Regions from separate parts of the Mus musculus genome. Here region 2 is linked to region 1. A link is a loop called in an ENCODE intact Hi-C map of the cell type or tissue named here. Cell type or tissue: heart. All regions are shown on one strand. Each heading gives the region's core, and the rest is flanking DNA. Links, peaks and the distances in the headings are about the cores only. Region 1 overlaps Nlk (nemo like kinase). Region 2 overlaps Nlk (nemo like kinase).

Region 1 (15,926 bases), core at 2,765-10,764:
AGAGCACCTTCCCCAGGGAATTCACTAGGCACTTCCACTCCTTGCCTAACCCTTGAGGGTTTCCCAACTAGGCGGGGATGGGAGGAGAGCAGGAGAAAACTGGTTTCCTGCTTTAACTCTTGTCATTGTTTCACAAACTTTGAGTATCTGGATTTTTTTTTTTTTTTAAGATGGGGTTGTGTCCAATGCTGAAAACTTAAGGGATACAGAAAGGGAGCTTTTTTTTTTTTTTTTTTTTTTTTTTAGCATTCTCGAGTTCACTACCTTTCTGTCAAAAGGCCATGTGACTTGCAGAAGTTTTAACGTCAGTTTTATGGCAAGAGTAGAAAAAATGAAAAGGGAGTGCTCTAGCATCTCATCTGTCAGACCTCCTGGCAGTGGACATTAGGAATCGCTTGTATCTGAAAAATCCACCAGTGCTTGGTGGGAATCCTTTCTAGAAATTTGCAGACAGCCCCTTGAACCAGTAACTTTGACCATCTTCAATTGTTTCATATTTACTGAATACACTGTAAGTTCCTTGAGGGTACGACCTGTATAACAAAGTACTTGTTTTGTAACTTTTCGAGACAAAGTCTCAATCAATATATAACTGTTTCTGTTTGGCCTGGAGCTCAACTATGTAGCTCACTGGGCCTCGAGCTTGCCTCTGAGTGCTGGGAATGTAGAGATGTAGCACCATGTTTAGAAGAGGACAGTGTCCTCAACCTTCCTAAAGCTGCAGCCCTTTAACACAGTTCCTCAGGTTGTGGTGACCCCCAACCATAAAGTTACCATCGATGCTACTTCGAAACTGTAATTTTGCTACTATTATGAATCATAATGTAAATATCTGTGTTTACCGGTGGTCTTAGGTGATACTGTGAAAGGGTCTTTCAATCCTCTAGGGAGGCTCCACCCACAGGTTGAGAACCACTGGTCTAGAAGAACTTTTTTTTTTTTCCTCCAGTACCTAGGACAGTGCTATGGCATCTTACTGCTTTTTTGATGTTCTGCTTTGTTTTGGCGTAAACATAGGCATATATTTCTCTCAGTTCTCGAGAATAGAAATCCAAGATCTAGGTGTCGGTGGGCTTGAGTCCTTCTGAGCTTCTTTCCTTGGTTTTCGGATGGCTGCCATCTTGCAGTGTCTTCCAATTTTTTCTTTTTGATACGATTTCATTTCACAATCAGGCAGGAATGGTTTTTATCAGCTGTTTTAGGTGAAATACAATTTAGTTTGAAAAGGGAGAGGAGTACCAGGTGTGTTTTTAGTATGCAAATGCTTTTCTATTTTTATATTTACATATTGATGACTTGATGTCTGAATTGCTTCTTTGGAATTTAACTGCCTTGTGACCTAAGTTTGCTAAAACTAGAGATTTGATAACCACACCAGAATGAATTGCCAGTAGTGTGCTGAAATTCCAGGTGACGTTGTTTACCATTTAACCTAATAAAACATAGTTTTTCTTTTTAATTTAGAAAGTTCTTTTTATGTGTGAAACAATTATTTTTTAGAACGATTAAACAGGCCAGGCAGTGGTGGCACACGCCTTTAATCCAGCACTTGGGAGGCAGAGGCAGGTGGATTTCTGAGTTCGAGGACAGCTGGGGCTACACAGAGAAACCCTTTCTCAAAAAAACAAAAACCAAACAAACAAACTAAACTAAAAAAAAAGATTAAGCAAATCCTTCTAGTGATACATCATTTAAATCAAAACTATATGTAGTTATCTGGGCATCATATTCACTTAGATTCAGTCAGTTATTTTGGGAGTATTTTTTGGGCATAGTTTATATAAGGAATTGTATCTACTCCCTTCCTTTTCATGGACATGCACCTTGGGGTACTAACTAATGGCCAAAACGTGAATATAATTTTGAGGGTGACTAGTCTTCAATGCAGCCAGGGAGAAATATTCATAGAAATGATGCAGTATTTTACCATTCAGATTTATCACCGAACAACTTAGTACCTAACTCGATTTACCTTTCTGCTGAATTTTACTAGTAGAATAATTTACCAGTCTTGGACAGTTGTGTAAAATCGTGAGTTTCCCATTAGCTTGCTGGTAAAGATGGTGCTTTGACAGTTCAATTAAGGTTTCATTAACAACTGTCTGCTGTGTTTTATCTCAAAGTAAGAGTTCTTGCTTACCTGGTAATGTGAGCAGGGGTAGCCTGAAATGTATTCATTGTGAATGATCGATGTTGCTCATTGGTTCTTAAAACATCATATATAATTTGACCTGCATTATCAGATGTTGGGACTTTGTATTTTGCATTTGTGCCCATATGGACATTTCGTAATGCAAAAACAAAGTACAAACAATATTTCTATCTTTTGGTGAAGATAATATAAATGTATCCTTTTGTCCATAGTTCACCTTTGCTAGAGAAAAATACTGTGCTTTAAAAATGTGGCAACTTTGGAACAAAGTGCTTCAGGGTCTTATGAAGTATATAGTTTAAAGAATTGGAGTAAGCTGACAGCATGAGAAGAGTTTGAGGACTTCTAAGCCCAGTCAGTTTTTGACACTCTCAACATAAAATATAGATTGGATTAATGCTACATGCTGCCTTGATAAAGTGAGTCCAGGAAAGGCCTCCACTTTATAAAATTAATGTTTTAGCTTTTTACTTGTCTGATTAATTAAAAGATCAAAGATCCGTAGATGCATCCAGTCTGTTGTCTTTGTACTTCAAATAAAGTTGCAAAGCTTTGAATGTTTTTGCTTTAATACCCTTAGCAAGTTACTTTTATCTGTATTTCAAAACTTCAACATCTCTGTTGTGATACTTAGTGACTTATCACTGAGCTTTGTGATCTTGATAATTTTCTCTTTCAGTCCCTCATCTGTGAAATGGGGATCTTAGCTCTGATCTCAGAATTGGTACTGGGGTTAAATGAAGTGATCCTTATAAACTAATATAACTAGTATACAGTAAGTCCTCAGTGGATGCTATTGTAGTTACTGCTGGTTTAAAAAAAAAAAAAGAACAAAATGCTTTTGTTAATGTGCAGGAAGAATCTTCCTGTGTTGTCAGATTTACCGTATAAAATCAACATTCAAATTATTTTAGGAGGCATGACTTTAAATACCATAGAGTCACCTCCTCAATTGAATTTGTGCCAAGGAGATAATGAAGGTTAAATTTCAGAGCTGAGGGGAAGCTACTCTTCTGTTCTCTCAATTAAAACAACAACAAAACAGCTACTTTGGGTATAGTATAGCCAGTGTTCCACTCATCATCTGCGCTGTCATAGAAACTATTGTGGATTAACCGACTGGGAGGCATAAGTGAAGGTTGCCATCACTGTCTAAGGTGCTTGAGTGGAAATTCACTTGTGTTTAAAGGAAAAGTAAACTGCTAAAGATGATCTCTGTGAGGCGGGGGAAGTGTCTGTGAGTGGATGAGAAATTATTCAGTGTAAACTTTCATGCGTGGCAGAGATGTCTAACTTGTTCATCTTGTGAAAATTAGAGTGTGTTTTCTGTGGTCCTCTTACTCTGTAAATAAGAAATTAGGTGTTGGAAAATGGGGAACGCTTTCGGATGGTTGGGGAAGATCCTGGATTGAGTTACACCAGTAAGAGTAGTATACTAAAAGTGTATTTTGTTAGTAGCTTTTCCAGGTTAAGAGTCTGTAGTGTTTCTTTACTATCAGTCAAGATTAACAGGCACTGCTGGGTTCTGGGGGTGGGGTGGGGGAGGGGGTCTGCTTTGTGCAAAGAGCTTTGAAGAAGCAGAGCCTGCACCATAAAAAGGAAATGGTTGCTTTTCTAGATATAACAGAGCATCTGTGTGAAACTAGCAGTGTGGAAATTTATATTGTTGATTTCAACTACAAATAAATGTACCTTTAGAAACTACAGGTTCATGGTCATAAAGAAAAGTTAGAGGAGAAAAGTTGCACCGTCTAATATTACTGTACCTGTTTCTTGGTGATTGAGAGCGTGTAGCCTGTAACATTCAAAATGATTTTAGATTTCAACTCTGAAGATTATTTGCATGTTAAAAAAAACCCATCGCAATATAACAAAGAGTAAATTTGTTTTATAATTGGAGATTAATGTCATGTTAGTACTAAATACCAACTTAGAAAAAAGGACTTAAAAAAAAAAGAACATTTGAAAAACATTACCTTTTAAACTAGCTAAAATAACAGTATCTCTAAATCAGTTCGGGGACTGGTACAGTCAGCCCCCTTTCCATTTGCTATGCCAGAGGAGGATATTTGTATCTATTAACTAGATATATGTTTGAATGTAGATTGTTTGTTGTCTTTCTCCAAAGTATGACATCTGAAGAAATGTTATTCTTTGATATAAAACGACCTCTACTGGGATGGATACTAGAATGTTTTCTTTACAACTAGAATCTGACCAAGTTTTTATTGACTTCTGTGCTATAATCGAGTGGCTGCTTTATTGTTGTTTTAAAAGTTTTTTTTTTTTTTTTTTTTTTTAACTCAGGCTTAGTGATGTGCTAGCAATTTAAGGATCAACTGCATATATTGTGTGCTTCCTTAACATGCTGATCAGTGATCAGTTGGTTGGAAGTTGTCAAGGACAAAGAAATTTCTTCCATTTGTCATTTAACCAGTAAATGGAATGAAGCTACCTGGTAGATTATGTTTGGGTTTTAGTTACGATTCCCTGTACATCCATAATAATAACCCACTCCAGTGAATTATTTGTTAACTGGGTCATCTAGTGCACAGCAACAATGATTTCCTAACTAAAATAGCTTGTCATTTTGATCCTGTTGTTGCTAGGGGGTAATATTGAAGAGTGCCCGAGGCATCAGTTACAGAGCAGTCAGTAAGCATGTGCCAAGACATGATAGATGGCATTAGTAGTTCAGAAGTACCTAGCCAAGAAATATTAGCAAAAATTCTAGCACTCTGAACATACAGAAAGCTGATTCTGAGGGACAGCTGTGCTCAGACTGAACCTGTACCACTTCCTTGTAGTGCTGTGGATACAGTAGCGTATACAGGGATGTGTGACACATGGGTAATGAGAAGTGTTCTTTACTTATGTCTGGGTTCACACCTGTATTTTGAATTAGCTTGACTAAATCTACTGTCAGACGGTGAAAGTTTTGTACATGGGCTTCATTAGTCCATATATTTTTTTTTGTTAGCTTGCTATGGAAAGGCACTGTTATGAGACAGTAAGAACGGATATTTAGTTCTGTGGTTGATTTCTGAAGCCTCTGTCAAAGCTGCTTCTGTCATTTCTGTTGTGTGTGGTGTATTGTGCTGGGCTGCAGGCAATTATCCCGTCTTACAAGGGTCATGATCTTGTCTTGAAAGAGTTTATAGTAACTAAGTAATTTGAAAAATAATGTCCTTACTCTCAGGTAGTTAGTTCATAGCCTTAGTAAAAAGTTAAAACTAATTTGGAATGAGCATCATGTTTTAACCTTTTTATCTGAATCCCAGCACTCAGAAGGCCGAGGCACGAGGATTGCTGTGATTTCAAGGCCAGTCTGGACTATATCATGAGTTCCAGGCTAACCTGGACTCAAAATAAGGCCTTATCTTAAAAAAAAAAAATTCAACAAAACAAAACTCTCTAATAACCTTAACAATGCAGTCTCCTCACTTTGGATAATACCTGTGTACTGGGTGTGTGTTAACTGTTTCCTAGTTGCTGTGCTAGGTGATAAGAACTTTAGAGTTAACCTCTTCCCATGGGGTGGGAGAGTGATTTGTAAATGGATAGTTACAATTCGGTGCCATAAATGCAGCAAGCTTGATGGTCCCTGGATATTATTGGGAGCATAAAGAAGACATTTCTGTGGAAGGTGTGCTGCTTCCTAGAAAAGGTAAACTATTCATGGAAAGAAACTGGCTTGTTGGCAAATGGGCGGTTTCTTCATGTAAATCTGTGCTGTTTTAATGATAGTTGGTGGGTGGGCCCCGATGCCAGACACCACAGCTTGGGGTTGCAGAAAGTGTTGCACATGGGGTGGTAAGAAGGACATTATTTTTGCTAGTGCAGAAAGAGGTTGGGACCTCATGTTAAAGTAGAGGTTATTGGTGTGGCAGGGTGAGAGGGCAAGGATCTTTTCATGAAGAAAGGACCATATATACATTCAAGGTATCTACAGTTTCAAAACTTGACAAGGAATGATTAAAAGACATTTTTAAAAAACTTTATTTTTGTTTTGTGTGTGTTGTGTGAGTGTGTCTTTTTGTGTCTGTGTGTGTGTGTGCCCCTGTCTGCCCAAAAAAAAGATAAAGAACATTAACTCTTGTTGGCTTAAGACATTATTATTTGGCTGTCAGAGGTTGGTGCTTGGTGTCTTGTATCTTTTCCCACCTTATCTTGTTTGAGTCAGGGTCTCTGACTGGACCTAGTTTGGCTTGTCAGCCTGCCACAGAGGGCCTCTCGTTTATGCTTCCCCGGCACTGGAATCTCAGGCCTTTGCCAAGAGCCCTGGTTACCTGAGTTCTGGGGGCCTAAACTGAGGTTCTTTTCCAACGGAAGCAGACTCTCCTTCCCAGTTTTAAACATAAAGCTCTTGTTGGGGGGAGGGGTGAGGATGAAAAAAGACTGAAACCCTGTAAATGGCAGCTTCTGAAAGTTTTTAGATAAGAGGAAGATTGATCAGCTTTAATCTTCTGAATGCTTAAATGAAAAGGTAGAGTTGCTGAGGACTGTCTGAGCCTTGGGGGTATTCTGCTGTGGTAGAAGTTGTTACTGGAGGCCAGACTGTAGCTCAGTCAGATAGGAAATGTATTCACCATGAATGACAGCCCTGTGTGGTTGGAGGCTGTTAGGAGAATAGGGTAATCGCTGGTTCACATAAAAGTCAAGGAAAATTAGCATGGAGAAAAGACCATTGCATTTATCAAGAAGATAGATAGATCATTGATGACATTTGAAAGAATGATTACATCTGAATTTCATGTGTGTGTGTGTGTGTGTGTGTGTGTGTGTGTGAGAGAGAGAGAGAGAGAGAGAGAGAGAGAGAGAGATTTTCAATGTTTTAAGTATCAGCAGCACTTTTATTATTACTAACACTTTTTTAGATTCCAAGTTTGATAAACCAGAGAACTTGATGTTTATAGTATAAAAGATACTGTTTTCTTTGGGAGAAGTTTATTCATTGATGCTAGTGATATTGTAGACTACTAAGCCAACCTTGCTAGAAGACAGCATAGATTCTGGTTCGATATCACTATCAACAAGCCTGTGATTCTGGTAAAGTTATTAAAAGTTCTGAACCTTGGTTTCCTTGTTTATAAAAAGTCTCTGCTTTCTAAGGATTTTATAAAATGGCATGAATATTTGAAAGCATAATATTATTTGTGGGCAAGTAAAATCTGATCGTGACCACAACAGCTTTCTTCAGGACAGGGAGCTATTGAAATATTTAAAGGTAACTATTACAGATGTTTAAAGGAAGAGCACGGGCTAAGGAGAAGCTCAGTTGGTAGAGTCCTTGCCGAACATGCACAAAGCCACATAAAATCCAGCAATGTGATAACTCTTGCAATGCCAGCATTTGGGAGATAGAAATGGGAGGATTAATGTCAGATACATGTAGAATTGGAGGTTGAAGGCCAGCCTGGGATCCCTGTGAGACTCCATCTGGGGTTTGGGGGGTGGGGCAGGGCTGGGGAAGGTAAGATAAATGTCACCTTGTTCAACTTTGAGATCAGATTTTAGTATAGTTTTTTTTTTTAATTCTTATATGTATGAGTGTTTGCTTTCTAGTATGTATGTCCAGTGTGGCTGGTTTGGAGAAGTAAAAAGAAGGGGTTAGATCCCCTGGAATTGGAATTCCATAGGATTTTGATGGGTCCTTTATAAGTACAACAAGTTCTTTAACTACTGAGCCATTGAGATCAGAGATAGATAGATAGATAGATAGGTAGATAGATAGATAGATAGATAGATAGATAGATAGATAGATAGATAGATAGATAGAGATAGAGAGATAGAGAGATAGATTGAGATAGGGCTTCCATGTGTAGGCCTGGCTGTCCTGGATCTCACTCTGTAGACCAGGCAGGTCTCAAACCCAGAGATCTGCCTGCCTCTGCCTCCCAAGTGCTGGGATTAAGAGCGTCTGTTTCCACGGTCTAGCTGAGATCAGAGTTTAAATATTCATTTCAAGAGACTTCTCTCCCTCTTATTACAGATTGATTGCTGAGGATTATACATGTTCAGTTATGGAGGAAAGCTTGCCAGTTGGGCAGTTAGATGCTATTATTTTCCTAGTTGTAAAATACCTTTTAGTGCTTTAGATATCTTACCTTGGGGTCAATATCTGTGGGTAAAAGCACTTATCAAGTGATCCTGAAGACCTGAGCTCAGTACTCAGAACCCAGAACTCACATACTGACTCCCAAAATTTTTCTTCTTGCTTCCACAGGCCTGCCATGGCACATGCATGCCCCTGCCTCAACATAATAGCAATAACAACAGCAGTGATGGTATCCCTACTTTCTTTTCCTCTCCCTTTCTCTTCTAGGAGACCCACCACTAAACTATATACACCACAACTGTTTAACTTTAAAAGCTATTTTAATTATGTACGCATGGGTATGTACATGTTTATTAGGGGCCTGTAGTGGCCAGAGACATTGAGCCCCTGAAACTAGAGTTAGTTATAGGCAGTTGTGATCTGCCCAACATGCTGGTAAAAGAACTCAGGTCCTCTTGTAGAGCAGCAGTAGGTGCTCTTAATCGCTGAGCCATCTCTTCAGCCTTACCATCAGCCTTTTATTTGTTTGGTTTCTTAAATATTTGGAATGACTTTCATTTTTATTATTGCTGCTGTTCGCTTCTTCCTCCTCTTCCCCCTCTTCTTCTTCCTCCTCCTCTTCTTCCTTGTCCTCCTCCTCCTCCAGAGTCAGTATCTCACCATTGACTCCCAGGCTGGCTGAAAACTCCTGGTGTCCATTTTAGCCTTCTTACTGCTAGTGATGTTTTTTAAATTTGCTTTTTACATGGCAGGTGAGCCTTGGGCCTGTGCATGCTGGATGAGTGTTTTTACCACTGAGCTACATTACAAACCCTTTTGTATATTTGTTTCTGAGATAAGGTTTTATAAAGCCACCCAGGCTGGCCTTGAACTCACTGTAGCAGAATTCTCCTTCAAGCTCCCAATATCAGGTCGTGCTCAGGTTTTTGAAGTTTTAAATAAAACCTAATAATAAGTATTTTGTTGTTGTTGTTGTGTCATCAAGTAAGATGACTGGGGCAATAGTGTGTGTACTTACACTAATTTGTAAGTTAGGTTCTGAAATTGGGTAAGGCCCTTAATAATTTGTTGAAAGGGCCTGTGACTTCCTAGGTGATTCTGCAAGGGAAGGAGCTTTCATGGGCATTCCCAGCAAAGAGCAGTGCTTGCTGCCCAGAACAGAAATAATGAAAGCTATGCACATGGTTTTAGACGCTCTAGCACAGTGAAAAAAAAAAAAAAAGGCAAAAGAAACAGGTGGAATTATTTTTAGTAATATGTTTTATTTAATGCTTTATATGGAACATAACTCATTCTACTAAAAGTTACTAATGATATATTTTACATTTTTCATACTTTTTTTCCCCCCGAGACAGGGTTTCTCTGTGTAGCCCTGGCTGTCCTGGAACTCACTCTGTAGACCAGGCTGGCCTCGAACTCAGATATCTGCCTGCCTCTGTCTCCCATTGCTGGAATTAAAGGTGTGTGCTACCGCTGCCTGGCACATTTTTCATACTTAGGTTATAAAATTCTAGTGCTAGCGCACATCTCAGTGTGGACTAGGCACTTTTAGAATAGGATTTTAGTAGCCACATGTTCTGTCTGCCTCTTTGATTGGCACAGTTTTAATCTTTAGCTGCTGTTGGACTTACATGCACTTGTGTACCAATGCAGGTTAATGGAGATAGGATGTTAAAGGTAACTGTTTAAAAAGTTAACTACATATCTGGGGATATGTAGTTCAGTTTGGAGAGTGCTTGTGTAGGAAGCACAAAGCTTGGGTTTGATCTCTAGCACCACATAATGTTGGAGCAATCTGGCCATCTTCTGCACCTTCCTGGCAGTCAGCTGAGTGGAAAGCCACCTCCCAGCAGTGGAGTCATTAGTGACCAAGGTAACACGTTCATCTAATTTATGTCAGACAAAGTTGAATGATGTTCTTTTTAGAGGACTTGTCTGTCCTGAGTTACTTGGGGATATTTTCCTTTGCTCTGAAACTTCCTAAAGTAGCAGAAGGTAAAATTGCTACCTGGTCCCTGCCACCTTTACTTTCCATCCCAATTAGAGCAGATAATCTCGGATGATTTCTTTTTCCCCCCTTAGTTGTGGTTTTATTATCTAGATAAGGGTCTCAGTTTTGTCTTCAGCTCAATTAATACAGAGCTCAGCGGTGTCAGCTAACTCCTTACTGGGAAATAACAACACAGACGCTTTTGCTTATCCCTTGACTCAACGTTGTTGCTCTGAGCTACAGAGAAAGGTGAAGTGAGGCATTTGAACAAACAGATAAAATTAGTCATTTGACCTAGATTGCAGCTTCTTCTTCTCCCTTTCTGTCTGCATGGATAAAAATCATCCTCCAATTTACATAAGCAGGTGATTTTTTTTTCTTACATGCTAATTTTCTTAATGCACCATAGCAAAGAGCTACAGAATTGCAAATTGTATAAGTTGAAATAAATCAGGTGACTTTATTTCACTGTGTCCTCTTACTTAAACAGAAGCAGCCACAGTAACCTGGAGCTCAGGGAAGGCTTTCTGCCACCCTTTCTTCACCTTCCTCTTTCTTCTGATGTTTGCAGTAGGGGAACTATTTTACTTCCACAAGACTGGACTTTTATTAGTAATACAAATGTGGGGGAAATTTGAGCATATTAAAAGTAATCTGGAAGCTAAGCAACAAGCTTGTGGGTCCTGTAGGGACACAGGTGTGCTTGGAGTGGTCTCTAAGAAAAGTGTGAGAACTTTTAATTCTGTGTAATTGGTTGGTGTCTGTATTTGTTTTTTTTTTTACCAGGGTCTTTACATTATAGTAATTGGGGTTGTGAATTTAGTTGGGTGTGCACCACAGCCACAATTGGAAGTAAACATTGATGTGCTTTTTAAAAACACATGATGTGATTAAAACATTTCAATAAGTAATTGGTTTTAGGGACTGTTTCCAAGAGATCAGGAGGTGAGATTATATCAATCAATACAGCACCTTTCTTTATTGCAGAATTCCAGTATTAAAGTTACTAAAGCATGCCATTCAGTTCCTTTCATGTTTCACTTGTGTGCGTCTGTGTGCACGTACTTACAGTGCTGGTGATTGATCAGGGCCCACATGTGCTTGGCAAGTGCTCTGCCTCCGAGCTACAGGGCCACCCCCAGATATTACAGTTTTATTCATTTACTGGCAGGGATGGAGACTAAATCATGTTCCCTGTAGCTTTGAAGCAGTGACTTGGAAATGAATTATATTTTAAAGCGAGCGAAAGTTCAGCTAGTCTACCTACATACTCTTTCTCCAGAGTTGAGGAAAAGTAGAAGCAGTTGTAGAACAAAAGGCAAGAGTAAATGGAGGACAGCATTTAAGTACAGAGGGACAGTGTGGCTTAGAAGCTAGCATCTGTCCTCTGCTTAAGTCCTGGTTCTGTCCCTCACTGGCTATGGGCACATCATTTTCTCTTGGTACTGATGGTCTTCATGCATTAAGCAGCGTATGTAGGGCAGTAGGTTGTTGAGGAGTAAGTGAATATGTATGTATGTGTGTCTTAGAATCAAGCCTAGTGCTAGGAAAATGGAGCTGTTAGTTACTATAGGTTTTAGTAAAAGTAAAGAAATAGTATTTCCCCAAACTAACTAACTTATGTTCCTTGACAGGTATGTATGTATGTGACTCCTACAGATTTTTTTTTGTTTTGTTTTTTAAAAAGTCCTTCCGATTTTAGAATGAGCTTTCCAGACCCAGCTTTTCTTCAGTGAATAAAAGGAAAAATTTTTCCTGCTTTAATTCTCTTTCATTCAAAGTAATAATGTTTACTGTAGGCTCTCAAAAATTACAGAAAAGCCAAAAGAAAAGAAGTGTTTGTAGTCTACACCACTAATAACATTTTTGTTATATTATTTACACAGCTTTTATGGAAAGGGGGATATTAATTATTAGAGTTAGGTATTTGTTTCACTGGTATTATATATAAAGGTAGGTTTTTAGCCATTTGTTTTGAGCTTTAAATTCTTACAGGCCTAGAGACCTACTTGAAAGGAGTGAGTTGTAGAGCTATGGCACTTTAGAATGCATCTAGCCCGCTTCCTTACACAAATTGTTGATTTGAAACCGAGAGATTTGTTTAGTCACAAAGCTGGACCTGGCAAGCCAATGCCTTTGTTCTCTATTCTTAGAAGTAATACTTCTCCAGTGAATGTCCCTTGAAAACAGAGGGGGTCCTCATACAAAAGTGCATTAGGACCAAACCAAATAAAAGGTAGACATGAAACCTGCAGTAAAAGTATCTGTGGGGAAAACCCTAGTATTTAAAAAACACTCTGTTGGTTTTGTATGCAACAGTGACTTGAGTTTTGCTTTGGTGTCACAAGTGATAAAACTTCTAGGTAAAGGAAGGACAGTGCAGTGGGTAGCCTACAGCAGTGGTTCTCAACCTGGAGCTCTAATGTTTCTTTTACAAGGGTCACCTAAGACTGTAGAAAAATCCCAGGCGTGGTAGCGCACGCCTTTGATCCCAGCACTCGGGAGGCAGAGGCAGGCGAATTTCTGAGTTCTAGGCCAGCCTGGTCTACAAAGTGAGTTCCAGGACAGCCAGGGCTATACAGAGAAACCCTGTCTCCAAAAACAAACAAACAAACAAACAAACAAAAAAAGAGTAACATTAAAAAAAAAAAAGACCGCAGAAAAACACAGATATTTACAATTTGTAACAGCAGCAAAATTACAATTTTGAAGTAGCAACGAAAATAATTTTATGGCTGGGGGTCACCACAACATGAAGAACTGTATTAAAGGGTCACAGCATGAGGAAGCTTGAAAGCCACTGGGCTAGAGATGGCTCAGCAGTTGAAACAACTCAGTCTTTCCTGTTAAATGTAGCAGTTTTGTATTGATATCTATTTTGGGTGCATTATGCTGCCACCTCCTTTAATTTTTAGAGATCTATTTATGTATATGAGTGTTTGCTTGCATGTATGTATGTACAACATGTGTATGCCTATTGCCCAAGGAAGCCAGATGGTGTTGGATCCCCTCCCTGGTTGTGAGTTACCATGTGGGTGCTAGAAAACGTGGGTTCTCTGGAAGAGCAGCCAGTGCTCTCAACCACTGAGCCATCTCTCCAGCCCCTCTTTATTTTTTGAAAGATTGTAAGCTCCAGAAAATTTAGAAGAATTTCTCAGTCATCTATCTAGATCAGCGTTTCGTGAGTTTCATTTTATCTGCTTTGAAACTGTTTCTGGAGAAATGGCTAAGATTGAGTTTTGATTCAATTTATACTTAAAATGTCAAAAAATTTCTGGTCACTGCATCAACTCACTGTTTAGTAAGTTTGGCAAGCTTCCCACTAGAGAAGGATTTGGAGTTTTAAAGCATGTGACTCTTTGAATGCTGTGTTCTTACACTTAGCATGAAATCCAGTGCAGATCACATATGGAATAGAAACATGATGATCTTGTCAAAGCTAAGCATCAGAGCAGTGATGCTTCATTCTGTAAGAGCGATCTTGTGCAAGTAAGAATGCTTCGAAAACATGGATCCTAAGATCCAATTTCACAGTTTTGGGATAAAGGACATGATCTAGACTGTTGTATGGTTGAAGTTAAGTTTTTTGTTTTGTTTTCTGGTTTTTTGAGAGAAGGTTTCTCTATGGAGCCCTGGATATCCTGGAACTCAGTCTGTAGACCAGGCTGGTCTTAAACTCTGCCTCCTAATGCTGGGAGTAAAGGCATGTGCAACCACCGCCAGACTTGGTCAAAGCTAAATTTTAAATTACCGTAAGTTTTAAAATTTTGAAGCAAATTACCCTAATGTAGTCACATGAGCTGCTGCTGATGTGATTTGTGTCACCCAACTCACTGCTGTGTAGTTTTTGCAGTACCAAATAATTCCTTTGTTAAACTCATTTTCAATAAATGAGCCATTGTTTCTCAAAGGGTTGTGGTTATTTCTATAGTACAAAGCCCTAAGAAGTAACTTTTCCAGTCTAAAACATTAGTGATTAGGAATGACTAAAGTCATCATTCTGTAGGTTAAACTACAACTGTGTGTATGAAAGGGCAGCTGTGCCTGCTCTGGACCACATGCTATACCAGCTTTACCAGAAATGAACTGGCAGCAAGACTTTAACCATGAAATCTTTTGGTTTAGTTGTAAAAGGGGTTTTCTGTCACCAACACAGTTATATACAGAGTTTTGTAAATGCCTAGAACAAGGCCTGTGTGTTTGTTGAAATCAAAATGACTCTGATAGGCCATAGTTACTGGTTTATTTGATGCAGAATATATCAGTATCTCCAGTTAAATCACCTAAAATTCCACATCAGGAAAGATGAGCATTGGACACTAGACTATTTAACTGGGTGAGCTGGTTATAGTATATGTTAGCTGTCTCTGTAGGTGGGTAAGCTTTAAATAACTAGTTTTTAGGTGGAGTGTGGTACCTCTTGCCTGTAATCCCAGCACAGAGGAAACTGAAGTGAGAAGACTGCTCTAAGTTGAAGGCTAGCCTGTGCTTCAGAGTAAGATGCCACTGGTTTAGAAAACACAAGCACACAAAAACCAGAATAAAGCTCCCAAGAATCTAGCTCTTATAATTTCCATTTTTTTCTTTTAATGTAGATGGTCACTCTTGAAGACACATAAAAGCTAATCTTTGCTCCCTTTTTCTTTTTCAGTGCTAATGAAAACTAAATGTTGATAACCACCATAAGCACACTCTCTACCCACAGCTCCACTGACAGGGATGCTTGACAATGGCTCTGACATTGTTGGCTTCCTCAGAGCAGGATGCTTGTTGTTTGTTGTTTATTTGAAAGTTTTTAATGCAAGTTGGTATGGGATGGTGGTTCTCGGAAAAGAGTGCTGTTATTTACTTCAGGTTTCCTGCTTCTTTACGCAGTGGAAGGCTTTCTATAAGGGGACACTTATCGGTGTTTAGACAGCCTCTGTGGGAGTGGTTTTGTGTTTGTTTGATTTTTGTCTTTTTAAAGTAAGAGCCCTAATCTAAAAATAGTACAGGGTGGTCCAACTGTGTTTCTAAGATCATCCTTTTATTTCGAAAAGGAAGTCTCTTCCCTTACTTAAATGTTTTCTATGATCTACATAAAGAATCTTATTGAATTGTTAGGGAAAATAGCAGCTTCAATGCAGTGCTGGATCTCATGGTAGTAAACAGAAGCTGTCACACTGACATCAAAGACTCCAAACACTGATGCTTGCATAGGAGAGAGCTTAGTTCTCAGCTTGGCTTTTTTATTTCCTTATTTCCGTTTTATGAACTGAGACATCAATGGTGGCTTTTTGCTCCTGAGCACCTTGGATAGATGGCGCTCAGTAGCCCACAGGAGTGTTTAGAAGAATCTGAAGGCTAGGGTAAGCCCTGCTTGTTCCTTATGTGTTTTAGAGGCTAGTCCTTATGAGATACATGATTGCAAACACACTCTTCCTGTCTGTGGCTTGTTTTCTTAGTCTTTTGATATTTTTTTCTTCAAAAGCACTTTGACTGAGGGATGACTTATTCTCAGACTTCTTCCACTTAGTACTGAATTCAATACAGTATTTGAGAAAACAGTTGTGCAACCTTTGTGACCATCCATTTGTAGAATAGTTCTGTTCATATGAGTCCACCACAGTATCCTAAACTGTGTTGTTTAATTTTACTTAGTTGAGGGCTTTGTGTAAATTATAAAGATTAAGTTTACTTTACTTCCAAGTGGCTCTGAGGAAAGTAGAAATAGACTGTCTGCAACG
Region 2 (15,926 bases), core at 5,319-13,318, 80 kb after region 1:
TTTGCAAAAGCATAAAATTGGCCCAGTGTGGTAACACACATTTATAATCTCAGCACTGAGGAGGCTGGGACAGGATCTTGAGTTAAAGGTCAGCCTGGACCATATCATGAATTCAAAGCCAGCCTAAGATAGATGGATAGATGAAGGAAGGGATGGAGGGAGGGAAGAAGGAAGGGAGGGAGCGAACGAGCGAAGGAGGGAAGGAGGGCAGACAGAAAGAGAGGGAGGAAGGGAAAAAGAAAACTTGCCTAAGTGTCTGAATAGAGTTAGCAAAGTGCTTTCTCACGTCAATTTGTTGCTCAGGCAAAGGCATTTATTACTGCTTCCTGAAGATGGTCTAGAGAATCGAGGTGCCAGTGGGAGTGAGCAGTGCTTCTTTCATTCTGCAGAAACTCCCTGTTATGCTCGGCCAGGAGCTACTTCTTTAACCTTATAGTTGCTGAGAAGAAAATCCATATATTACGAGGCATTTTTGTCGGCCAGAAGTATCATTCCTACCTCTTTGGAAATGAAGTCGTTGAAACCAGACATTTATATCAGAATGTCCTTTTTTAGATTCATATTTTGCTATATTATTTTTTGTATCACAGGTTCCCAAGATTCAGGGTTGGTGAATTCCCTGGAAGAACTCAGAGGACTCAGGAAAGCTGTTATTCTAATGCTTACAGTTTATTATAACAAAAGATGACAGATTCAGATTAGCAAAGGAGAAGGCTTATCAGGCAGGTGTAGGGTTCCAATTGTGCTCTTTCAGTAGAACTATGAGTTGTCCCAGCTACAGTGTATAACAACACAGGCAAGTCATACCAACTAGGGAAGCCCCTGTTCCATGGTATTCAGAGACTGTATTGTGGGTCAGTTACATAGTATGGAGCCACCCATATACCCGACTTTCATCTCCAACCTTCTTTCTCTCCCTTGCTAGAGGGCAAAAGGATACAGCATAACCCAAAGCCTCAGGCATACAATAACAGGTGCTTGCCAGGAATCACACTGTAAGCATACACGCAATGTGCCTTAGACAAAACCCTCAAGGATACAAGGATACAGTGGTATCAGACAGGTACTCCAGTAGCTCAGAGGAAATTTCACTTGGAATCCAGGATACTAAAGATTGGTGTTGTGGAGCAGCTGACAGATGAGAGGGCAGGCAATGCTGTGGTTGCATGTGTGTGCTCCGCTCTTTCAGTATTCTAAAATGAGAGTCTGCTTTTTGTTTTTCTGTAATACAAATGAATTTGTCATGACCTAAGGGAAAATTTTTTTCTCTAGTTTCTCTTCAGTTGGATAATAAGAAAAATTATATAAGAAAAATACAGATATATTAAAGATTAACAAGGTCTTAAATTACCATGTAATTTGAATATATTACTTACCTATGCCATCAACCCTGTCTATGGACTCTTAGAAACAGGTACACTCATTATTAAATGTGGTTTTAGACAGTAGGCTGTTTTCTCTTTCGGAGGATTGCTACGACATTATGGATTTTAGAGTAGGTACTATTTTGGCTTTTAAATACAGTTGGCCCTCTTCTGTTAGTATGTTCAAAAACTAAAATCCAACAGACCCACACATGGAAATCTTCATGATAAATAGTTCATCAATAATGAGTATGTACATATTCCTTTCCTTATTTTAACTAAATATCACGACAGCTATTTGCATAATGCTTATGTTATATTAGTTATATCATCTAGAAATGACTTAGTGAGAGAACCTGGCAATACAGACCAGTGCTTTGAACATTATTTGTCTAGCGTGGGCAAGGAAGATCTGTGTAGATTACACACAGCATGTATTTGAGGGATGTTGGCATCTGATGAGGGGCCTGGAACAAGCTCATGCAGATACTGAGGGCACACACTGTATGTGGTCATGGCATAGTGCTATTAGAAACTGGTTTTGAGGTCTCCTTGAGACTTGTTTTAGACAAGTTCTAAATATATAGCTGGATGTAATGGACTTGTTTGTTTGGGGATATTTAATTGAAGACATCCATATTTAGAGTCAATCAGTCTCTCTCTCCCGCTTCTCTCCCTCTCCCCCCCTCTCTGCCTCACCCCCCTGCCCTCACCAGTATCTATGTATACACTTACTCATGTATTGCCCATGTTGTGAGGAGAAAGGTAATCTTCCACTGTACATACTTTTACCACATGGTTATACTTTTTCTAAGTGAAAATGGCGATGTTGTGTTACATAATTTTAATACACAAACATCATAAAACCAAAAGTTCGGGGATTAGAGACAAGGTTCAGCAGTTGAGAGCACTTACTCCTCTTTCAGAGGACCTGAGTTCAGATTCCAGTACATACGTTGAATGACTCGCAACAGTCTGTCTCCAAGGGGATCCAGTTCAAAGCCAGCCTTCACTACATGTGACCCTGTCTCAAATCTTCTACTGTCTTTCCACCAAAGCCCTAGTTAAATTGTTTTAGAATTCTAGAAAATCTGAGTTTTACAAGCATTTTTATGTAATCAAATGTACAGGATCAATATATAGCTTTTGTGCAGTTAACTATTTGTTTCTCCAGACAGACTGAAGCTAATAAATGATTATATTGGTGCCTTATAGGAATTTTGCTTAGATTTTTTACATAGTATGCATCTTGAGATTATTTCTTCAAGCAGCTAAAAATAGCTCAGTATGTAGATTACCAATTGTCTACACACCTGCCTGTAGAAGGCAACAGATGCAGAAGTAGGAAGTTCCACTATAACTTCAGCGTTACTTTATTTTACATTTGTCTACTGTATGAAGTGGGCACGAGTACACGCATGCCACAGTGCACAGGTGAGAGGATAGAAAGAATGTGCAGCATCCATTCTCTCTTCCAACTCAGGTCGTCAGGCTTGGCAGCAGTGCCTTTACCCACAGGGCTGTTTCACCAGCACCACAGCTTTGAACAGAAAGTATCAGTTTGGGAAGTATATTATTTGACTTTATTAAGGATTATGTATTTTACTAAACTAACAAGTTATCTTTGAATGGATTATGGTTTCTGTTTTGTACTTCTGCTTCTATTAGGAAATCTGTAGGAAAATAGTTTCCACCTTAATAACATTTAGCTACTAAAATTAAACCCAGAGAAATAGTTCTAATTGTTTGACCAAGAACCAGTATTTTCTTCAGCTAGGATTCTGCACTCTATGCATTAAGGGCCCTTAAAAGTGCCGGATGCTTACTGGATTGTAAGTAAATAAACACTAATTTGTTTTGGGAAAGGCTTGTTTTTAGCTTGAGATATAATCTTAATGTTTTGTGCAGAAGAGTCCACATACTGGCTTTTGGACATTAGGCTTGGGTATTGCGGGAGTGTTTAATGATAGGGGTTTCAACCCCTTGAAACCTCTAAGAGATAGCTCTGTAGCCTTTGCAGAGTCCAGGAGCCAGTGCAGAGAAGAACCCACACATGTAGTCCACAGGTAATCGCACTCTTCTACACATCAACAGTGTAGAATGGATTAGAAGTCCACCCTGGGAGTTTTAAAGAGACACAACACATTTAAGTTTTTGTTTTGTTTGTTTGTTTTTGTTTTTCCAGACAGGGTTTCTCTGTATAGCCCTAGTTGTCCTGGAACTCACTCTGTAGACCAGGCTGGCCTCAACTCAGAAATCTGTTTGCCTCTGCCTCCCAAGTGCTGGGATTAAATGCATGTGCCACCACTGCCAGGCTAGAATTTCTTGTGTTCTGCAAGAATATGCATTATTAACCCTTATTTGTAGGATTTTTTTTGGGGGGGGGGGGGCTGTTTTATCAGCCCTGAGTTCCTGTCACTTAGAACAGTGCCTGACATAATAGGTACAAAATAAACATTTTAAGTGATTTAAAAAAAAAAATCTCTGTCCTATGGATTTTGTGATCTAGTGTAAAATTTAATCGTAAAAATGATGATTATAATATAAGTTGAAAAGTATTAGATTTACAAACAGAGACTGGGACTGATAATGCATGCCTATAATTCCAGCACCTGGGAGGCAAAGGAGCAAGGATTAGGTTCAAGGCCAACCTGAGTTACTTGCTGTCTTGAGAAACAAACAGGTATAGTGAGGACACAAGATTTGATGATCACTGGTTCTATTTTAATTTTAAAGGCTGAATTACTTAAAGAGCATTTGTTGATTTTAATACAAAAGCTCTTGCTTAGTGTCACCAAGCATGGCCCTTTACCTCTGAAGCATTAGACAGAAGTAGAGGCAACCATAAGAAGAATATAGCAGAACAACCAAGGACTAGCCAGAGTCCCACTTAGTGATCATTTCATCTGTGTCTGCTCTGTCTCATTTATTCACTCACCAAAGAACTGTTGTCTGTATGACTTTAAACGAATTTCTGTGAATACAGACTTTCAAAAGAAGTTTGATGAGTCCTGAACATTTTATTCCTATCTTCACTTTAAGATGAAGAAACTCAGATCTGGAGAGATGGGTCAGTTGTTAAGAGCACTGGCTGTTCTTGCAGAGGACCAGGTTTGATCCCCAGCATCTGCATGGCAACTCAGAACTGTGCTAACTCCAGCTCCATCCGCTCCAGTGTCCTCTTCTGGCCTTTCCAGGCACCAGGCACACATGTGGTATGCAGGCAAAACATTCATATGCATAAATTTTAAAATTAAAAAGGAAGAAATAAAATAGCTAATGGATATGGTAGGATGTGCCAGGAGAATATAGACAAGTGATGTTACAGTTTAAAAGGCAGGGAGGGGAGTTGGCATGGCTTCACACAGGAAAAACAAACGTTTCAGATCTTCATCAAAGGATAGGAAGAATTTAGACAAGTGGCATTGAAGAGGGTGGATATTCCAGGGGAGCAGCAGAACAAACTGTAGTCTTTGTTTGGCTAGAGATTAGCATGCTACTTGTTAGCTGTTCCGAGCTGGGCCTAGGTTGAATGTTTCCAGGTTATTAGCCTCCTTCTAAATCACAGATAGTAAGGGTTCACACAGATGTGCAAACAGGGCAAGATAACTTTGCTTGGAGCACAGAGATAGTACATATTAGAAAGGGATACACTGTTAAGATGGACAGCTGGCCACATGCAGGTGAATTCTTGAGGGCCACAGCAGATGGTTCCCTTTTCATGGGGCCTATAAGAAGGAGAGTTTGGTTGCTAAGGGGTGTAGTTTGGGTGGTTCTTTATTTTGATAGATTAATTAGGGACACAGTTTGCCTTACAGTGCATGCACCCAAAACTAATGAAGGCCAGATAAGCCTTTCCATTCTTTATGCCCACATACATTGAAAATATACCTGAATAGAAATTGTCCAAATTTGATTGTTGTTAGGGACAGAGATGCTTACATGATTGTTCAGAGGGGTGTGTCTATGCAGCCCAGTTCAGGAGTCTGAGAGTTCTGATGTAACTGGGTGCATTGTTTGGAATGGGGGTTGTAGGCATAGTCAGATAAAAGGTTCAGATTGGAAGAGGGAGGAGGCTTATGACCAAAACCAAACATGCTCCCTGGTTACTAAGCCTATGCCTGCCTTCCTCATATCTGTTGTGTTGAGAGTAAAATCAATTTATTTGGCAGCTTGTAGACTAATAATTTTCATCTTTTACTCTGAATGTATTAAGAGATCATTGAAAAATCTCAGCTTTTTGTAAATGAAAACTATAGTATAATAAAATGTTGCCAGTGTAGATAGAGGCTCTTTAAAAGCAACAACAACTATTTTTAGGTGGTTAGGTATTGAGACAGATCTCCTGTAGCCCAGGCTGGCCTCAGACATGCTTTGTGGTTAAGGATAGGATGACCTTGAGAGATTTTCATCCCACTGCCTCCACCTCTCAGTTGCTGAGATACAAGCATGCTCTCCCACTTTGTAGTTCTGAAATCAAACCTAAGACTTCTTGGATTTTTTGTTTTGTTTTTTTGTTTTTGTTTTTGTGGGTTTTCGAGACAGGGTTTCTCTGTGTAGCCGTGGCTGTCCTGGAACTCACTTTGTAGACCAGGCTGGCCTTGAACTCAGAAATCCGCCTGCCTCTGCCTCCCGAGTGCCAGGATTAAAGGCGTGCGCCACCATGCCCAGCCTAAGACTTCTTGTAAGTGAGACAAACATTCTGCTTAGCTACATCTATAGCTCTTAAAATTGTTATATTCGTTTAAAAAAGCAAATCTCTTCCAAAGTCTTTGTGGCTTCTGTTGATTGGTTTTTTGAGGTAGGGTCTCAGTCTAGCTCAGGTTTTTCTATAACCAGGCTGGCCTCAAATTCGTGTTTTTTGGCTCTCAGTCTCTGGATTTTTATGCAAATGTGTTTGTTTTTGATGGTTGCTATTGGTGATCATCAGGCTCCACCTTCTTCATTTGACAGATACAGCTGGCTTTTCTCTTTCCCAATGCCTTCTGTGAAGGCTGAAGTTTGAAGTAATGCCTTTTTGTTTAGGATGCTCTTCTTGTTTTATTTGTTTTTTGAGGCAGGCTTGTATACCTCAGGCTAGCCTTAAAATCCTGATCCTCCTACCTCCACCTCCCAAATGATGACATTACAGGTTTGCACTGCCACATCCCGTTTTATGCAGTGCTAGAGACTGATCCAGGGCCTTGTACAAGCTGAGCAAGCACTCTAGCAATTGGGCACAGCCTCGGGCCTTTGTTTTTTAATCATTTCTTTTTAATGTGTGTGTGTGTGTGTGTGTGTGTGTGTCTCTACATGAGGTCAGATGTGTCCAATCCCACTGGAGCTGGAGTTACAGGCAGTAGTAAGCCATCTGCTGAGGGTACTGGAAGCTGAATTTCAGTTCTGTGCAAGAGCAGTATGCGTTCTTATCCAATGAGCCATCTCTCCAGCCCCCTTGATTTTTAAGTCAGTTTTAAGTTGAAATTGAAGTAGTTTTAATTTGTGACATTCTATACAATAAATTAGTTTGCTTTAAAAGGAAAAGAAATTTGCCATTTGAACACTTACACAGAATGACCTTTTATTCCATTGATTTCTATGGAGAAGCTCAGGCTGCTTCAGGAAAGGTCAGTGGTTCTCATTGAAGCACACCAATTCCTCTCTGCTTGCAAAGTCGCCGTGCTTTTTGTTGCAGGGCTGATGATGAGATTTAGAGCTGACCGTTTGTTAAAAGAGAACATAGCTTGCTTGCTCTGGCACATTGCTGTTTCGCTTGTCTTCAGAAAGCATTGTTTGAAATTGACAATATCCACAAACCAGAGTCTCTTGTCCATGTACTTAGTGCTTTCAATTTCATTTCAGTTGAATTCTAGGTTGAAATTTTCTTCTCTGTGGACTTGATTTGAAAAGGAGGGGGAAAGTAAAGAATGAAAATTCATAAAGTCTTGTATTTATGGTTGGAATTTTCCTTCAGCTAAGTATGGCAGGAGTTTAGAATTCATATTTGAAATGGATTAGAGCATGTTTTAACTGTTGTTCTTTTATAAGAGAATCTTGCTGAGGGAGTTTGGTAAACTATAGTGTGCAAGGATTTACTGTGTCCTTTGGAAAAGTCACATCATCACATTGAGATAAAGACTATTTAAAGGAACTTGAACCAGGCCAGATAACTTTATTTTGATCCCCAGAACCAACCCCCATAGCAGAAAAGTTGTCCTCTGACTTCTGTAGGCAAGCTGTGGTGTGTGCATGCATATATAGACACACACTCTTACTCTTGATCAATCCATAAATGACTTTTAAAAATATTTAAAACCAGATTCAGTCCTGGGATTGATAGCATATGGTAGCCAGAGGCTGGCAGATCTGTATGAGTTTGGAGAAAGGCCATTTTTTGGATGAGGAATTCTCATTATGTATCCCAGGCTGGCCTCAAACATGACCTTTTTTCTGCCTAAGCCTCCTCACTTCTGGGAATGTACCACATGACTGCTATACTTGGTTTAAGATGAAGATTCTTTTAAAAGAAAGAGAAAAATAATTGTAAAACTTCTAAATGTGACGCCTACTTAATATTTAATATTCTAAGATCTCTCTTTTATAATTTGGCTTATGTTGATTACTGTGCAGTGTAAATTGGTAATAGATTGATCCATTTCCATTATTTTAAATTGGTAAATAAACTGGGGATTGTGGCACACACCTTTAGTCCCAGCACATGAGAGGCCGGGGCAGGTGGATCTCTGAGTTCGAGGCCAGCCTGGTCTACAGAGTGAGTTCCAGGACAGCCAGGGCTACACAGAGAAACCCTGTCTAGAAAAACAAAACAAGAACAACAACAAATCTGTAAAAAGTGATTAGGACTCAAGTTAGCTTTTCAGGCCTTTCTGTTCACCTCTATTCTACAGAAAATAATTTGATACAATGGGTTCTCCATTTCTCAATCCAGTTAAGTCAGTTAAAGGCACTGATTTTATTCTATAAAAGTATATAGCGTCAATAGTTCATTGCATGTAGAGCATTGTGTTCCTCAGTAGCCAGCTTGTTCTACTTTTGAATTCTAGATAAATAATGAGCATTTAACTCAATAGGTATTTTTAATACTGGAACTCAATTGTGTCACCCTAACTGGCCTGGAAATCAATATGTAGACCAGACTGGCTTCAGACTCAGAGATCCACCTGCTACTGCCTCCCAAATGATTAAAGGCATGTTCCACCATGCCCAGCTAGGTAATTTTTATGTGACAGTATCACAATCTTTCTTATGTGCTCAACTGAATCTGACTGTTTCAGTGAATGGCCCGATTAAAGTGCCTACTTAGCCATGGGATTTTTTTTTTTTTTTTTTTTGGATGTGTTAGCATAACATCTTTACAGTGTAGAGGAGGCATTTTTAATAGTTTACAAACTCACATGTTTCTCACTCTCTGAATGTTATAATAAATTGTTTTATTCACTTTTTGGATTTTGTTTGTTTTCATTAATTCTCTATGTGCGGTGGTAAGTGTGAAAGTCAGGAGTCAACATCAGGTGTTTTTCTCAGTTGCGCTCCAAAATAAAATAGTTTTATTTTGCTTTCTTGTTGTTTTGTTTGTTTGTTTGTTTGTTTGTTTGTTTGAGACAGAATTAATCAGTGTAACAGCCCTGGCTTTGTAGACCAGGCTGCCTTGAACTCCAAAGATTCTCCTGCTTCTGTCTCCTGAGTGCTGGGATCAAAGAGGTGTGCACCACCAGTGACTCTCCTCCAAGTTTTTAAAGGCCTGGTCTCTCACTGAATCTAGAACTCATGGGCTAAGCTGGACCTGACTAACCAGCAAGTCCCAGGGAGTCTCCTGTCTGTGCCTCCCTAACACTGATATTACAGCATGCCACTGTGTCCAGCTTTTCTCTGTCTGGTGGGATTGAACTCTGGTCCTTATGTTTACCACTCCCTCCCTGTCCTGAATCAGTTTTTTTTTTTCTCTTTATTCTACAGTGAGTTGGCAGACAAACATAGGAATATGAAAATTATCTTTCATTTCCTATTTCCATATTTTGGTTTTAGTTTGGGGATTTGGGGGTTTGGTGTTTTTTTCTTTTTTCTTTCTTTTTTTGGTTTTGATTTTGTTTTTTGGTTGGTTGTGTTTTGTTTTGTTTTGTTTTGTTTGATACAGGGTCTTGCTATGTATAGGCCAGGCTTGCCTTGAACTCATGGCAGTCCCTCCGTTCTTACCTCCCAAATATATACACCTTCATGCCTGGCCAGAATATTCTGATATTAGTCTTTCCAGCCACATGGTTCCCTTCCTTGTGAATACAAAGACTTGGTGGCTCCTCCAATAAGTGTTCATGGTATTGACCATTGTTCTAGGTTTATTTCAAAATCCTTATGATTGGTTCAGAATTCTGCTAGCCTGAAGTCAAAGAAGGGAAATCTGCAGTGACAGAAGCTATGACATTCTGAAGTTGACTCCTAGGCTTGAATATTTTCTTTGTATCTTACTGCTTATGTGACCTTGAACATGTTTCATAATCTCATGGTGCCTCAGTTTCTTCATTATGAAATTTAAATAATAGTGGTGCCTGCCTTGTTATTTCAAAGACTGAGATGAGCCAGATGGGCAGGAGAACATTTGTAATGGTGGTCAGGGAAGGCCTCATAGAGATAGAACTCAGCGACACTCTAAAAGTAGTAGGGTCTGCGAAGGACATGGTATCTGATGGTGTTGACATGAATAAGTGGACTTCCTTTTTAAAAATATGTTTGTATGTATTCTGATCATATTTACCTACTAGTCCTCCCACCCCCACCTTCCCACTCCTAGAAATGTCCTCTAGGGTTTTGTTTTGTGTTGTTTTTTTAATGAGCCATACAGTCCAATTTGCTTATATAACATGTTTGCGGCCATCCATTGGAGTATAGTCTACCCATCAGAAGCCACACCCTTAAAAAAAACCTGCCGGCCTCCCAGCAGCCATCAACTGTGACTAGCTCCTCACTAGACTGGAAAGTTGACTGGCTTCCTTTTATTCAGGTGTCGTGCAGGCGGCAGTAGCTACTATGTGTTCGTGAGTGCCAGACTGACGTTCTGGAAGTAACAACCCTGCTCTGGATATGGTGAAGAAGGTGTTTAAGTTTTATCTTTTTAATTTTTAAGATTTCTTTTTTTAATTATATGTATGTGTCTATGTGTATGCCCATGGAGGCAACAAGAGACCTCCCACCCCGTCCCTGAAGCCCAACATAGGTGTTGGGAACAAAACTCAATCCTCTGGGATAGTAGAGAATGCTCTTGATCTCTGAGCTGGCTTTCTAGCCTCTGAGTTTTTGTTTGTTTGTTTTTAAATTATATGTATATGTATGATTGAGATACAGACAGACAGACATATGGGATATATTCATGTAAGTACAGGTGCCCATGGAGGCCAAAGAGGGCACTGCATCCCCTGGCATGGGAGTTATAGGTGCTGTAAACTGCCCAATATGGGTGCTTGAAATCTAGTCAGGTTCTCCGTAAGAGCAGTATCCACTGACCATCTCTCCAGTCCTACAGGGAATTTTATTAATTAATTAATTTTTGTTTTTTCAAGAGAAGGTTTCTCTCTCTAGCCCTGGCTGTCCTGGAACTCGCTCTGTAAACCAAGCTGGCCTCAAACTCACAGAGCCCCTTCTGCTTCTGCCTTCCAAGTTCTAGGATTAAAGGCATGTGCCACCGTACCCATCAATTTTCTTTTCACTGATTTATTTTTGTTTTATGTGCATTGATGTTTTGCCTGTATGTTTATCTATTGAGTGTGTTGGATCTCCTGGAGCTGGACTTAGAGACAGGTGTGCCTAGCAGGCATTTGCTGCTGAAAGGGGAGGAAGAAGTCTGTACTGAGGAACAACGATTCTTTAGCCACTCTCAAGCTCCAATCCTCTCCATGCTGACCCTAGCCCTCTTGACAAACTCTGTTGTGAGCCTTAAGGTTTCTATTGTAGATAAGCTTAGGACTGAAGGAGAGGCCAAAATAGAAGTCCCAGCCATAGGAACCCACGCCATCTCCCTATCGACACATGTCCCTGAAGTTAGGAGTGGTCGGGATTGACACCCTGCTGCACCCACATCAGTCCTGGGGAATAGAATGGTCACATAAGTCAATAGATGTTCCTCCTAGTCTGCAGATACTGCTGGGTCCTCCCCACTTGCTGGCCAGAGGGGAGTGGTTTGGTGCTGGGAGTCTTTATGCCTAAATAGAAGTGTGGGTGGTAAGTGTCCCCTGAAGAGCTCTGGAGCTATGGCAGGGCTGGAGGAGGAGTTGGGTAGGGTTTAGGGGTGGGGATGGAGCTTGAGAGTGGTAGTAGAGCTTCAGGTCAGAGAGTCGGGATTCTCTTAGCCCAGACTTCTTCCTCCCTTGCTGCTACAAATGGCCACTTGTAGCCTGATTTTGGCTATTTTGCTGATTTCTTCTTTTTTTTCCACCTTTTCCAACCCCCTAACACTAGATAGAAGAGAAGAAAGGATAGAGAACTGAGGTAACTTATCAGTAGACTTCCTCCTGCTGATTAGGGGCATTTTGTTCCTCAGGGCAAGTTTGATCTTTGCCATTCAGATATTTAATATCTTCTTTCTTCCTTGCACATGACTACTTAATAAACTGTGACCAGCAGAAACCAACCACCAACACCTCTGCCTCTCAGGCTCTTGAATGTATATACCCTCTGAAGAGTCCCCAGAATTCCAAATGTCACACAATTGCAGAAACTATCTGTACTGGCAAAACCACATCCCTGCTAGAGCACGAGGCAAATCATAGCTGCTATGGACAATCTGAAGCAGACTTATATCCTATATCTGGGATTAAAACAAAAATAGAATTCTCACTACATGTGTGAACTGCTATGTGGGTGCTGGAAAGTGTACCCTGGTCCTCTGGAAGAGCAGGCAGTGCTCTTAACTGCTAAGCGGCCATCTCTCCAACCACAGAGTAGAATTTTGTACAAGTAAGGTTTTTAATTGTTGGTCTGGGATGGTAGACGGCTCAGTGGTTAATAGCACTGTTGTTCTTCTAGATGATCCAGGTTTGAATCTGTAACTCCAGTCCCAGGGGGTCAATCCAACCCCAACTGCTGAGCACCTCACCAAGCATTCATGTGGTGCATGGGCCTACATGTAGGCAAAACATTTAAGGAAATTTTAGAGGTCTTAGCTCTTCATTTGGAATGGACTAGCTCAAGTACCTTGTGTTCCTTTTCCTTGAATTTATGGTTAATTCAACTCAGTAGCACTGCTAAACCATCTGCCCAGACAAGATCCTCCGTGGACCTTCCTGCTTTTTCATTACTTTCACCAACTTTCTCACTAAGTAGAGTTTTGGCATAAATTGCTCCTTCAGCCTGAAATCTCAAGAACTTCCTCCCTGTAACAATTGTCACATCTTCTTTAGGGCCTTTGCCAGCCCTTCCTGTCCGCATGAAGGTTACCCAGTCTTTGACAAAATCATAAGGTTATTTTTAAAAGGAGGCTGTTTAAAAGTTCTGACTCAGTTGGAATTTTTCCCTTCTCTCCTTTAAAGAGCGTCACTATAGTTGGAACAACTTATTCACACCATATCTTTGAAACACCTCTGTGCCAGGTGAAGTGGGGGATGGGAGAGCTTCACTCTAATCTTTTCACCTCTCCATTAAAATATAAATATATCTCTAAACCTCCCCAGCTGGTGCGAATGAAATGTACCAGCTCTGGACTTTAGAGGATCAGATCTACAAAGGCACACCTAATTTGAGCCTCTGAAAAGCCTGAGAACCCTATTATCATCTCCCAAACTGCTTAGCCTTCTGCTTAACCTTTGATTGTGAGCTGCCTGCCAGACTTAATTCAGGTGGGGGGGGGGGTCTTTAAGGAAACTCCTGGGACTGTATGTATTTGATCTATTCTGTCATGTCCCACTGTTGTGACTCCATTTCTATTTTTTTTAAGGTTGCTAGATACCAGGATGCATATGCTACGTGGAGACCTGGAGGTTTCAGAAGCCACTATAAATACATCAGACTCACCTTAATTGGAGGATATGGGGAATCAGTGGGGCGCTTAGCTACTTCACAGACCAGCTGTGTCTCCTGCTAGCAACTCGATTTGAGAGCAGTACCTCAGGAAACTTAATAGACCTAACACTAGCACAAGTCTGTATTTTATCAGCGTGCTCTTTATTTCTATGCTACTGGTTCTAATGCTTTGCTCTATGCATGTTGTTAAATATTAATACCCCCTGGATCACATAATTGGCCATAGGTTTAATGTTACATATCTAATTGGAACTCTTTTTCCTCTTACTGATACTTACTTAGAGGTGGCAAGAAAACCAGATGGTAGAAAATAGGATTAGGTTGTACTGGGCCTGGGAGTGAAAGCTACTTAGGAGGCAGAGGTAGAAACTTCAAGGCCTACATGGACTACAAAGTAAGTTCAAGGCCAGCTATTTTTATTGTGTTTTTCTACTCGTAGGGGAGGGGTGCTCACACAGAAGCTAAAGAACAACTTGCAGGAGTTGGTCCGTTGCCCTGGCATCAGGTGCCTTTGCCCACTGCACCACTTTGCCAGCTCAGGCTTTGGTTTTGGATGTGTACAGTGCTCAATTGCAAGATGCTAACCTGTAGCTGGTTGTTAGCACTGCGCCCATGACTACAAAACCTTTGTCAATGCCAGGAATTCACTTAGGAAGTTCCCTGAGCTCTCACAGAGATTAGCTGTTAGAGTTGTTCTCTTTTTTAGTTTTCAGTTTGTAGGAAACCAACTATATAGACCTACTTATTTTTTTAAGATCTTTTTATTTATATAAGTGTTCTATTTGTACTATTTGTCTTCATGACAGAAGAGGGCATCAGATCCATTATAGATAGTCGTGAACTAACTACCATGTGAGTGCTGGGAATTGAACCCAGGACTTCTAGAAGAACAACCAGTGCTCTTAACTGCTGAGCCATCTCTCTAGCCCACCTACTTCTTAAAGTGACTCATTCCTATAGAAAACTCTTTCTGGCACAAGATCTTTTTGTACATATGTGACTGAATCTAGAGGAATGTACCTATGGTAAACATAATGTTTTCCAGCACCAGAAGAGCTCACGTGAGGCTGCATTAATACACAAATCACACAAGCTAGAGAGATGGGCCATCTCAGTGGCTAAGAGTACCTACTATAGAGTGAATTCCAGGACAGCCAATGCTACACACAGAGAAATCTTGTCTTGAAAAACAAAACAAAATAAAAACAATAACAAAAAGAGTCCCTTTTGTTCTTTCAGAGGACTCAGGCTTAATTTGCACTATCTACTTAGTGGCTTATAACTATAAGTAACCCAGGTCCCAGGGGATCTGACACCCTCTTCTGGCCCCTGGCCACCAAGCATGAATGTAGTACACAAATAATACATGTGGGCAAAATATATTTACACATGAAAAATAAAATAATTAAAAAATAAGAATAAAAAGTGTACTGCAAGGCCAAAAGTAAGAAGATTGTGAGTGAACAGTCAGGAGTGGGCAGGTGTGTAACCTTAGAAGATCATGAGTGAGTAGTCAGGAGTGGGCACGTGTATAAGCTCAGCCGGAGGAAGGCTGAGACAGGCCAGCCTGCTCATAGGGTGAGACCTCTCTTCCTAAAGAATGAATTGTTCTTTCCTCCTTCAGCAATGATGCTCTTTTGAGATTGCCTGGTCTTTCATTTTGAAATCCCACTGGCTCAAAAGAACTATGTAGAACAGTTGTCAATTTTCTTTTTACTTATATTCTTCCCCTTCACCTATAGTCTTTTTCCCACTGAACCTTGACACACCTGGTAGAAGGAAAGAGGGAAGAATAGGAACACAGTCGTACATTTTTTTCAAACAGTCCTGAGTTCATATTTTAATCCCCTGCCCAGCTTGCTAACTTCTGACCTTGAGAAGGTTACTTGATGGCACTCCTTACTGGTGGATGAATTATGTATGTCCAACATCTGGCACAGCTCCTGGTACTAAGACTTAATAAACTCTACCCTTCCTCCTCCTTGTAAGGATGATAATGATGGCTGCCACCTCATTCCTTTCCCCTTTGTGCCAGACACTGTGTGATTCTCAACACAGTTGCTTAAATCCTGGCAAGAACCTCATCATGCCTATTTTATAAGCACAGGAAAGTTACATAACTTGCCTAATGTTACCAAGCTGGTAAATGACAGAGTCAAGATTGTAACCCTGATCATTTGGGATCTGCATCACAGCACCTTCCCACCAGCTAAGTCTGTTCAGCTTCTCATTTTCAAAAATCAGTTTTGAAGCCTTTTTCCCTTCTGAAGTGTAATTATTTTGTTCTTAGTTTGTCATGTGGGTTTGCTTCATTTTTTAACAAACAGGGTATAGTTGAAAACAAGGACTGGGCTCTGGCACCAGAGGTCTGTTTCGAGCTAGTGTGACCTCTGACTCATTCGTTTACCCTTCTAGACCCACTGCGTCTCTATGGAATGATTTTGAAGATAGGGCTAACTTCTCTGAGCTAGTGGGAATAGATAAAACAAAGTAAACTGAGGTGCAAAGCAAACTGTGAAGACTGTAGCAACTGTTCTCCCTTTTGGCCAATTCCCT

The links. Peaks named below come from ENCODE experiments on the same cell type or tissue, not always from the same donor. Only the 100,000 strongest peaks of a DNase experiment are listed, where the experiment ranks them.
Region 2: it touches region 1 in a loop (1.8-fold over the local background); 3 of 42 quality-filtered maps call a loop at or near these places.

Annotation. Positions count from the first base shown.
Region 1 is chr11:78,678,539-78,694,464 of GRCm38, reverse strand. All of the region lies in intron 1 of Nlk (nemo like kinase), which reads left to right. Among named protein-coding and RNA genes, the nearest start is that of Nlk, 11 kb to the left of the region's middle. In heart, for the core only: no CTCF peak of the experiment used is centred there; no DNase peak of the experiment used is centred there; H3K27ac peaks cover 321 bases.
Region 2 is chr11:78,600,942-78,616,867 of GRCm38, reverse strand. All of the region lies in intron 3 of Nlk (nemo like kinase), which reads left to right. Among named protein-coding and RNA genes, the nearest start is that of Tmem97, 58 kb to the right of the region's middle. In heart, for the core only: no CTCF peak of the experiment used is centred there; no DNase peak of the experiment used is centred there.